3 separate regions of the Homo sapiens genome follow, and all the other regions are linked to region 3. Evidence: chromatin contacts called from ENCODE Hi-C or POLR2A ChIA-PET data. All regions are on one chromosome and are shown on one strand. Each heading gives the region's core, a stretch centred on a gene start or an enhancer-like site at or near the end of the contact. The rest is flanking DNA. Distances are from core to core; before and after follow the strand shown. Region 1 holds the start of EML2-AS1 (EML2 antisense RNA 1). Region 2 holds the start of GIPR (gastric inhibitory polypeptide receptor). Region 3 holds the start of GEMIN7 (gem nuclear organelle associated protein 7).

Region 1 (2,700 bases), core at 1-2,500, 560 kb after region 3:
GGTGTGGCTCTGTCGACCAAACTGGAGTGCAATGGCGTGATCATGGCTCACTGAAACCTCGAATTTCCTAGGCTTAAGTGAGCCTCCTGCCGCAGCCTCCCAAGTAGCTGGGTCTACAAGCGAAGGCCAGCACGCCCGGCTATTTTCTTTCTCTCTCTTTTTTTTTTTGTTTTTTGTTTTTTGTTTTTTGTTTGTTTGTTTAACGGAGTCTTGCTCTGTCAGCAGGCTGGAGTGCAGTGGCGCGATCTCAGCTCACTGCAACCTCCGCCTCCCGGGTTGAAGTGATTCTCCTGCCTCAGCCTCCCGAGTAGCTGGGACTACAGGCACGCGCCACCACGCCCATTTTTGTATTATTAATAGACAGGGGGTTTCACCATGTTGGCCAGGATGGTCTCGATCTCTTGACCTTGTGATCCACCCGCCTAGGCCTCCCGAAGTGCTGGGATTACAGGCGTGAGCCACCGCGCCAGGCCTAATTTATTTTCATTTTTAGTAAAGACGAGGGCTCGCTATTTTGCCCAGCCTGGTCTCGAACTCCTGAGCTCAAGCGATGATTCCCGCCTCCGCCTCCCAAACTGCTAGAATTATATAGCCTTAGTTTTTGACTCTGTCCAGATCTTCAGTATGGCCCCGCCTCTGGAGTTGACCACGCCTGTCATTCTGAGCCTCCCTTCTAACCCTGTCCCTGAGTTGACTCAGTTGCTTGAGAATTGACTGCTACCTCCCGCCAACGCTCCTTCTCCGGCCCGCCAGGCATTCTGATTACGTCCATTTTCACGTATTCCTTATGTGAATACCTTCGAGGCCTCCAAGTTGGCTGCACCTCTTGGCATTTGACCACGCCCCTACGGCCCCGCCCAACCTTTAAGCCACGCCCTTTTCAACCTGGCAGTGCCCCCCGATTTTGATGTCAAAGCTTCTGGAATCTGGAATGCCTCCACCTGGTCTCAGCCTCTGTTACTCCGTACCCCAGATTTTAATTTCGCCCAGGCGAACACTGTGGCTGCACCCTTAAATTCCTCAGACTCCCTCTTTCCTTGTAGAAACTCTGTGGCTGCTGCCTTGACTTCATCCCTGAAACTCAACGGGGCCTCTCCTGTACCTTAATAACCACGCCCATAAGCCAAGCTCCTCCCTGACTTCCTCACCCAGTAGACCTGACCGTCCAGCTTCTAAAAACTCTGGCCACGCCCCTCAATATTGACTCCGCCCTCCCAGACCTTCCACTGTTACCGTGCCACCTCAAGATTGGTCCCTCCAAGGCTCTGGCACCGTCCCCGCTTTTGAACTAGCTGGCCCCACTCTAGGTTACGACCTCGTGGCCTGGGGCATGACTACATTTCTCGACCATTTCCTCCCTATCTCTTTCTGCGGCTTGACGCCGCCCCAGTCCTTACCCTTCCTTTTTGGCGCTACAGTTGCTGCTGGAGGATGTGGTCCGGCTGCGGGGGTCCTCACGGCGCACCGAGGCGAGGCGCTCTGGTGACAAGTAGCGGCGGACACTGCTAAAAGAGAGCACACAGGTGGGGGCAGAGCCTTCTAGGCCAGCAGGCGAGTGCCGTGAGCAAGCGAGATTCTCCCTGCACCCTCTGCTGCTGGAGCTCAGGCAAACAAACCACCTCTGTCTCCCACGAGGTCTTGGAAGAGGCTGGGGGTCCCGGCCTTGTGCCTTACCTGCGCCCGGAGGTCGCCTCCTTCTTGGGAGAGGATGGGGACGTGGCATAGCCACCCACGCGCCGCGGGGGTCCCGAGCCATTAAGGGGCGTCCTGGTGGGAAGGCCTTTCAAGAGCTGACACACTGGAGGGATGGGGTTAGGGGACAGAAGAGGGTGAGTATAAGGACCAGGCCCCGGTCCTCCCCATCCCACCCCTCCAGTCTAACGGGGATACCCGAGGCAGTGGTGCCTAAGCGCGGAGGCGCCCGGCCCTTGGGGGTGCCCCGCGCGCGTAGCGCCGCTCCCTGTTCTTCGCATGCCCGCAGGCGACGCAGAGCATCCGCCAGCGCCGCCTTTAGGACCGCCAGCTCGTCTTCCTGTAACTGCAGCCGCTGCTCCAGCGCCGACACGCGGTCGTCCACTTCCATACCGCTCGTGCCCGACAAATTGTCATCTGGAAGACGGGGGAGTGCCGGCTGCAGGGCCACCCAGGAGCTCCAGTGCCCAAGGGGTCCCTCCCGCCTTCCTGGGTCTAAGCGGGGGGCCAGCCACGCCCCTTTCCTGTCCCGCTACCTGGGGCTGGGACACTTGGACATGAGCCAAGGAAGAGGACTCTGAAGGGGGAAGGAAATCCCCACAGCTCTCCAACCCATCCGCACACTCCTCTCTGCCACAGCGCGCTGGCCGTGTGACCTTGGGGAAGTCCCTTCCCTCTTATTTTCTAAGAGTCTGTGAACCCAGGAGCCTCTCGCTCTGGCTTTAAGATGCTATGACTAAGACGTGACCAGGCGCAGTGGCTCACGCCTGTAACCCCAGCACTTTGGGAGGCCGAGGCGGGCGTATCACGAGGTCAGGAGATCGAGACCATCCTGGCCAACATGGTGAAACCCCGTCTCTACTAAAATAAAATTAAATTAAAAATAAAATAAAATTTAAAAAAAAGCCGGGCGTGGTGGCGCGTGCCTGTAGTCCCAGCTACTCCGGAGGCTGAGACGGGAATCGCTTGAACCCGGGGGGTCGGAGGTTGCCGTGAGCCAAGATCGCG
Region 2 (2,700 bases), core at 201-2,700, 590 kb after region 3:
AGGCCGAGGCAGGAGGATTGCTTGAGGCCAAGAGTTGGAGACCAGCATGGCCAACATGGTGAAACCCCATCTCTACTAAAAATACAAAAATTTTAGCTGGGTGTGGTGGCACACACCTGTAGTCCCAGCTACTCGGGAGGCTGAGGCAGGAGAATCTCCTGAACCCTGGAGGCGGAGGTTGAAGTGAGCCAAGATGGCGCCACTGCACTCCATCCTGGGTGACAGAGTGAGACCCTGTCTCAAAAAAAAAAAAGTTGAAATTATTTTTTAATAAAATGGTGGGGCATGGTGGCTCATGCCCATAGTCCCAGCTAGTCAAGAGGCTGAGTTAAGAGGATCCCTTGAGCCCAGGAAGTGGAGGCTGCAGTGAGCTATAATTGTTCCAGTGCACTCCACTCTCATAAATAAATAAATAAATAAAATGTAAAAAGGATTGTATGGGCCGGGTGTGGTGGCTGTCGCCTGTAATCCCACCACTTTGGAAGGCCAAGACATGTGGAACACCTGAGGTCAGGAGTTTGAGACCAGCCTGGGCAACATGGTGAAACACCGTCTCTACTAAAAATACAAAAATTAGTCGGTTGTGGTGGTGTGTGCCTGGAATCCCAGCTACTTGGGAGGCTGCGGTGGGAGAATTGCTTGAACCCAGGAGGCGGAGGTTGCAGTGAGCTGAGATCATGCTTCTGTACTCCAGCCTCAGCAACAGAGGAAGACTCTGTCTCAAAAAAAAAAAATTCTATGTCTGCGAGTAACCACACAACTGCATACTGCGTATATTTATTTCATGACAATCCTTCCTTGAACCCCTGCTCTTAACGATTTTGGGGACCCAGTGGTGACCCAGATGTCCTGGCTCTACCCTCCTGGGCCACACAGGCTAGCAGGGCAACAGTGTTTGTGATGAAACCCGGTGATTGCGTGAATGTGTGGGTGATTGACAGTGTTGTTGGAACTGTGAGACACTGTGAGCGTTACTGTGTGTGTGCAGGAGTCCATAGCCCTGGGTACATGACTGTGTGTCACAGTGGATGACTGTCCACCTGTGAGTGAGAGACTGTGGCTGTCTGGGTGTGACCATGGGACTGTATGGGTGTGACTGAATGTGTGACTGTGTGAGTAACAGCTTGTGAGGTTCTGTGACTGTGCCTTTCCATGGCTCAGCCTATGGGATTGTGTGTGACACTGCATGTTTGATTGAGTGACTGAGGCTCTGGGAATGAGTGGCGGTGGGGGCGGGTACCTGTGGGTGGGACAGCATGAGAGATTGTACACACTTGGTGCAGGGGTCCTCAGGACGATAAGGACAATTCAGTAACTGCCCTCCCTCATGACCTTGATGACTGCCCCCTGCTCGGCTCTCTGCCCCAGAGCTCCCCGCTTCCGTTCCCTGTCCCGCCTTGGCCCCGCCCCCTCCCATCACCCCGGGCTGCCAGCGCCTGTCACCTCTCCCAGAGCCGAGACAAGGCAGTTGGAGGCAGCGGTGGCAGGGGCTGCAGGAGCAAGTGACCAGGAGCAGGACTGGGGACAGGTGAGGGCTCCCCAATCCCAGCCCATTCTCCCTGCCCCCCCTTGACCTCTCAAGTCTCTGGCACTCTCCCTCTCTGCTTCTCTGCCCTGCCTTTGTCTCTCTGTCTCTGTGCCCACCACCATCTCTGCTCATCTCTGTCTCTTGATGTCTCTGTCTGCGTGTTTCCATCTCTGGTTAGCTGCTAGATAACTTCTCTTTCCCCTGCTCTGTCTCCCTCCACGTCTCTGCCTCTTCTTTGTCTCCTAGCCCACATCTGCGTCTCTTTCTCTGTTTGTTTTTCTCTGGTCTCTGGCTGGGGGTCTCATTCTGTCCCTCCGTCTCTGCGCCTCTCAGTCTTTACATTTCTGTCTCTTGTGTCTGTGACGCCGTTGTCTGTCCTTCTGAGGCTCGACCTGAGATCCTCTCTGCTTCCGTCTTTCTCTACGTGGAGCCGCGGGGGCGCGGGTGAGTGGGTGTCGGGCGTTAGACCGATTTCCAGGCATCTGCACATCTAACCCCGGATCTGTCGCTTCTCTAGTCCCTAAGTATTTGGATGCTGGGAAAGGGTTGTTCCACTTACTCTGGGCTTTATCTACCCCCAGCGGGGAAAGTTTTGTAAGGTCAGGTTCCTATGTGTGCTAGAAAACCCTTTGGGCTTGGAGAGTGGGAGCTCGGATGGGCGTTTCAAGTTCTCCACCAGGCTGTGGGAACTCAGATGGGCGTTTCAAGTACCCCACTAGGGGGTACTGAAAACCTTCAAGTTTTTCAGTTCCCCATAGAAAAGGGGTCTAGGCTGACGGTTTCTACCCCCTCCTCTCCAAGGCGGTCCCCGGGTTCCCAGGAGTCTGTAGGTCCAGACTTCGGTGACACTGACACTTCCGCCCAGCGTAGCTCTAGGGCAACCGCCCGCTCAGCAAACACCCCCCCCTTCCACCTTTGCTGCCCCAACAACAGTCAGGGGAGGCCGGGGAATCACTTAAGGGGCCCCGCCCACCACCGGAGTTCCACCCACTCCGCGTGCCTCTCCCTCCCCCCAGATCATCACGCCTGGGAGTTGCGGGAGCGGGTGCGCTGCCTCGGAGTCCCGCGTGTATACGGCTCCCCAGCCGTCTGCCCCTGTGTGTGAATCCCTGAGGCGGGGTGACGCTGGGGTTGGAGTAGGAGGGCAGAGGTGCTGACCTTGCCCTGGGACC
Region 3 (2,700 bases), core at 201-2,700:
ACTAGAGGGTTATCTGAGGTGGTTTCTTCTTCACTGCCGCCTCCTCTGATCACCCTTTTTTTTTTTGTAATTTTTAATTTTTCAAAAAAAATTATTTTTAAATAGAGACAGGGACTCGCTTTGTTGCCCTGGTTGGTCTGAAACTCTTGGCTTGAAGCGCTCCTCCTGCTTCAGCATCCCAAAGTGCTGAGATTACAGGTGTGAGACACTGCACTCAGCCTCAGACCACCCAATTTTAAGTTCCATGGCAACCCAGCCACCCACTATCCCATTGCCCTTATTTTACTCTTTTTTTTTTTTTTTTTTTTTGAGATGGAGTTTCACTCTTGTTGCCCAGGCTGGAGTGCAGTGGCACGACCTCAGCTCACTGCAACCTCCGCCTCCCGGGTTCAAGTGATTCTCCTGCCTGAGCCTCCGGAGTAGCTGGGATTACAGATGCCCGGCTAATTTTTCTATTTTTAGTAGAGACAGGGTTTCACCATGTTGGCCAGGCTGGTCTCGAACTCCTGACCTCAGGTGATCCACCCGCCTCAGCCTCCCAAAGTGCTGGAATTACAGGCGTGAGCCACCGTGCCCGGCCTATTTTATTCTTTATACATCACTTTGATCAAACCCTGAAGGATCTTGTTTACATATTTGCTCATTTTACCCTATTCTGTCCCTTCTACCCCCACTAGAACGTAGGTTCTAGGAGGCAGGATGGGAGTCTGTCTTGTTCATAAATACAACCCCTACTCGTTCATAGTTAAGTCAACAAATATTTATTGCGCACCTACTATGTGTCTGATGATATTCTTTCAACAGATATTTGCAGAGCACCAAATTGTGTACCTGGCACTAGGCCTTGGTGATCTAGTGGAAAGCAAAGGCCCACAGGATCCCTGCGTAAAGAGGACCCCGCAAGGAGAAAGTGAATTCTGACTGGGCCTGGAATAGGGAGGTTCATATTCCCCATTCAAGGCCTCAGTTTCCCCCTTTGTAAAATGGGACTGCAGGGAGAGCTGGAGGACAAAATGACCGCCTCTGATCCAGCCCAGCTACTTTCTTAGTATGCGGCATCTGAAACCATGATCTCCAGGTTTCCTGTAGAGGAGCGGGGGTTCCCACTGGAAGCAAGGGGTTAGGAGTGGGTATGTGTAGGGGGATGGGGATGCAAAGACCGAGCTCTGCCCTTAACCCAGCAGGGAGGAAGTCTTCCCCTCTCTGAACCTCAGTTTCTTCCTGCCTAAAATGGGCATCCCAGACGCCCCCAACTCGCAGGCAGGAAGATCGGTCCCAAGTGCCCCGCAAAGCCGCGGGCCAGGTGGCGACCCGGGCTGTGCTGGCTTCCAAGCCTGCGAGCCAGCCCGCGACCACGTGGGGCAGTGGCGGCGGCGCGGGCGGAACCCAGGCTCCGCGGCTTGCGGCCTGCCCGGGCCTCTGCAGCGGGGGCGCCGGCGGAAGTGGGGACACCAGTAGCCGCGGACCTCGGTGAGTACAAGGTGGTGGGGGGTCGCCAGCAGGTTCCCTCTCCCCGGCCCCAGCTCTGGACGCTCACCCCAGTGCAACGCCCTGAGTGACGGAAAGAGGTAGGACCGCGCCTGCAGCGCCGGCTGGAGGGACGTTCTGGTCCCCAGACGCTCCTATCAGGGACTGTTTGATCCCGATCGCCGGCAGCGGGAATGCCCCACGCGGGTGGGGTGAGGAGAAGGGAGAAGGAGAAAAACTTCCCCTCCGGAAAATAATAAATGGCCACGATAACAGAAGCATCGGTGGCAGTCATCCCGCTTTACCTGGAGCGGAATCGCTCGCTCAGTCTGAGCCTGGAGGTGGGAAGAAGGTCCAGTCCGAACGCCCAGGGCGGTGTGGGGAGTGGACGCCTGGGGGCCGGGAGGACCTACTTAGTATAAGAAAAGGAGAGCAATGGGTGGTCAGGGCGGAATTGAAAGGAAACTGACCGGCCCCAGGGGAGAAGGGGAGGGGAGAGATTCTGTGCTTGGGGTTCTGACCCTCTCGGGTGGCCCCATTTAGCTAATTTGCATCAAGATTCAGCAGCCGATGATGTCTGTATGTGTGTGTGTGTCTGTGGACACGTCAACACCTTGGTTAATTAATTAGGTCTGGCGGCTTCTCTGTTGACAACTCAGCTGGTTCCACACCCTGGCAATTGTGAAGAGTTGGCCAAATGTTTGTCCACTGAGCTGATCTCCTCTCTGGAGCACCGGGGCCACCAGGAGGGAGGTCTGTGAAACCCCTGCCCCTGCCATTGACCTAAGTGTTGGGCTCTTGAATCTAACAGACTAGTTTTTCAAGTCGTGGGGGATGGGCTTGGGCATTTTTCCCTGAAACCTTCGGAAATCCTTGCCTTGGAGACTGAAAGGATAAAGGCCTCTGGGGCCAGGTCACCAGGGACAATGGATAACGCCTGCCTCTACCCTCCTGGGCACACCCTGTGTGATCTTTCTTAAACCAGTTTCTTATCAGGTCACACCTTGGCTCCACAGTCTGCCTTTCTACATGGGGCACGGGTGAGGACCAGAGTTTGCTCCCTCTTCCTCCACCCTCCAGCTTGCACCAAGGAAATGATTTTTTTTTTTTTTTTTTTGAAACAGAGTCTCACTCTGTGGCCCAGGCTGGGGTGCAGAGGCGTGATCTCCGCTCACTGCAACCTCCGTCTCCCTGGTTCAAGGGATTCTCCTGCCTCAGCCTCCTGCGTAGCTG

Evidence for each region. A loop is a pair of places that touch in the nucleus more often than their neighbours do. ChIA-PET counts read pairs that join two places held with the same protein, here RNA polymerase II (POLR2A). Pooled maps may share reads with other maps.
Region 1: a loop to region 3 is called in a map with no recorded cell type, with 7 times the contacts of the local background. The contact joins the promoter of EML2-AS1 here to the promoter of GEMIN7 in region 3. A Hi-C loop is called at or near these places in 4 of 37 single-sample maps with no recorded cell type and 6 of 50 pooled maps.
Region 2: a loop to region 3 is called in a pooled map, with 5 times the contacts of the local background. The contact joins the promoter of GIPR here to the promoter of GEMIN7 in region 3. A Hi-C loop is called at or near these places in 2 of 37 single-sample maps with no recorded cell type and 4 of 50 pooled maps. POLR2A ChIA-PET finds 5 or more read pairs at or near these places in 1 of 52 experiments (WTC11).

What each region holds. Positions count from the first base shown.
Region 1 is chr19:45,640,244-45,642,943 of GRCh38, forward strand. EML2-AS1 (EML2 antisense RNA 1) reads left to right here and starts at 1,251. Exons shown (of 2, transcript NR_130729.1): 1 at 1,251-1,523; 2 at 1,982-2,597. It also overlaps a transcript of EML2 not described here. RefSeq lists enhancers at 1,658-1,717, 2,239-2,700, 2,248-2,507, 2,518-2,567.
Region 2 is chr19:45,666,771-45,669,470 of GRCh38, forward strand. GIPR (gastric inhibitory polypeptide receptor) reads left to right here and starts at 1,451. Exons shown (of 14, transcript NM_000164.4): 1 at 1,451-1,528. RefSeq lists a silencer at 1,336-1,495 and an enhancer at 1,876-2,155.
Region 3 is chr19:45,077,810-45,080,509 of GRCh38, forward strand. It overlaps GEMIN7 (gem nuclear organelle associated protein 7), which reads left to right and starts at 1,451. Exons shown (of 3, transcript NM_024707.3): 1 at 1,451-1,568; 2 at 2,098-2,220. RefSeq lists a silencer at 1,269-1,528 and an enhancer at 1,698-2,465.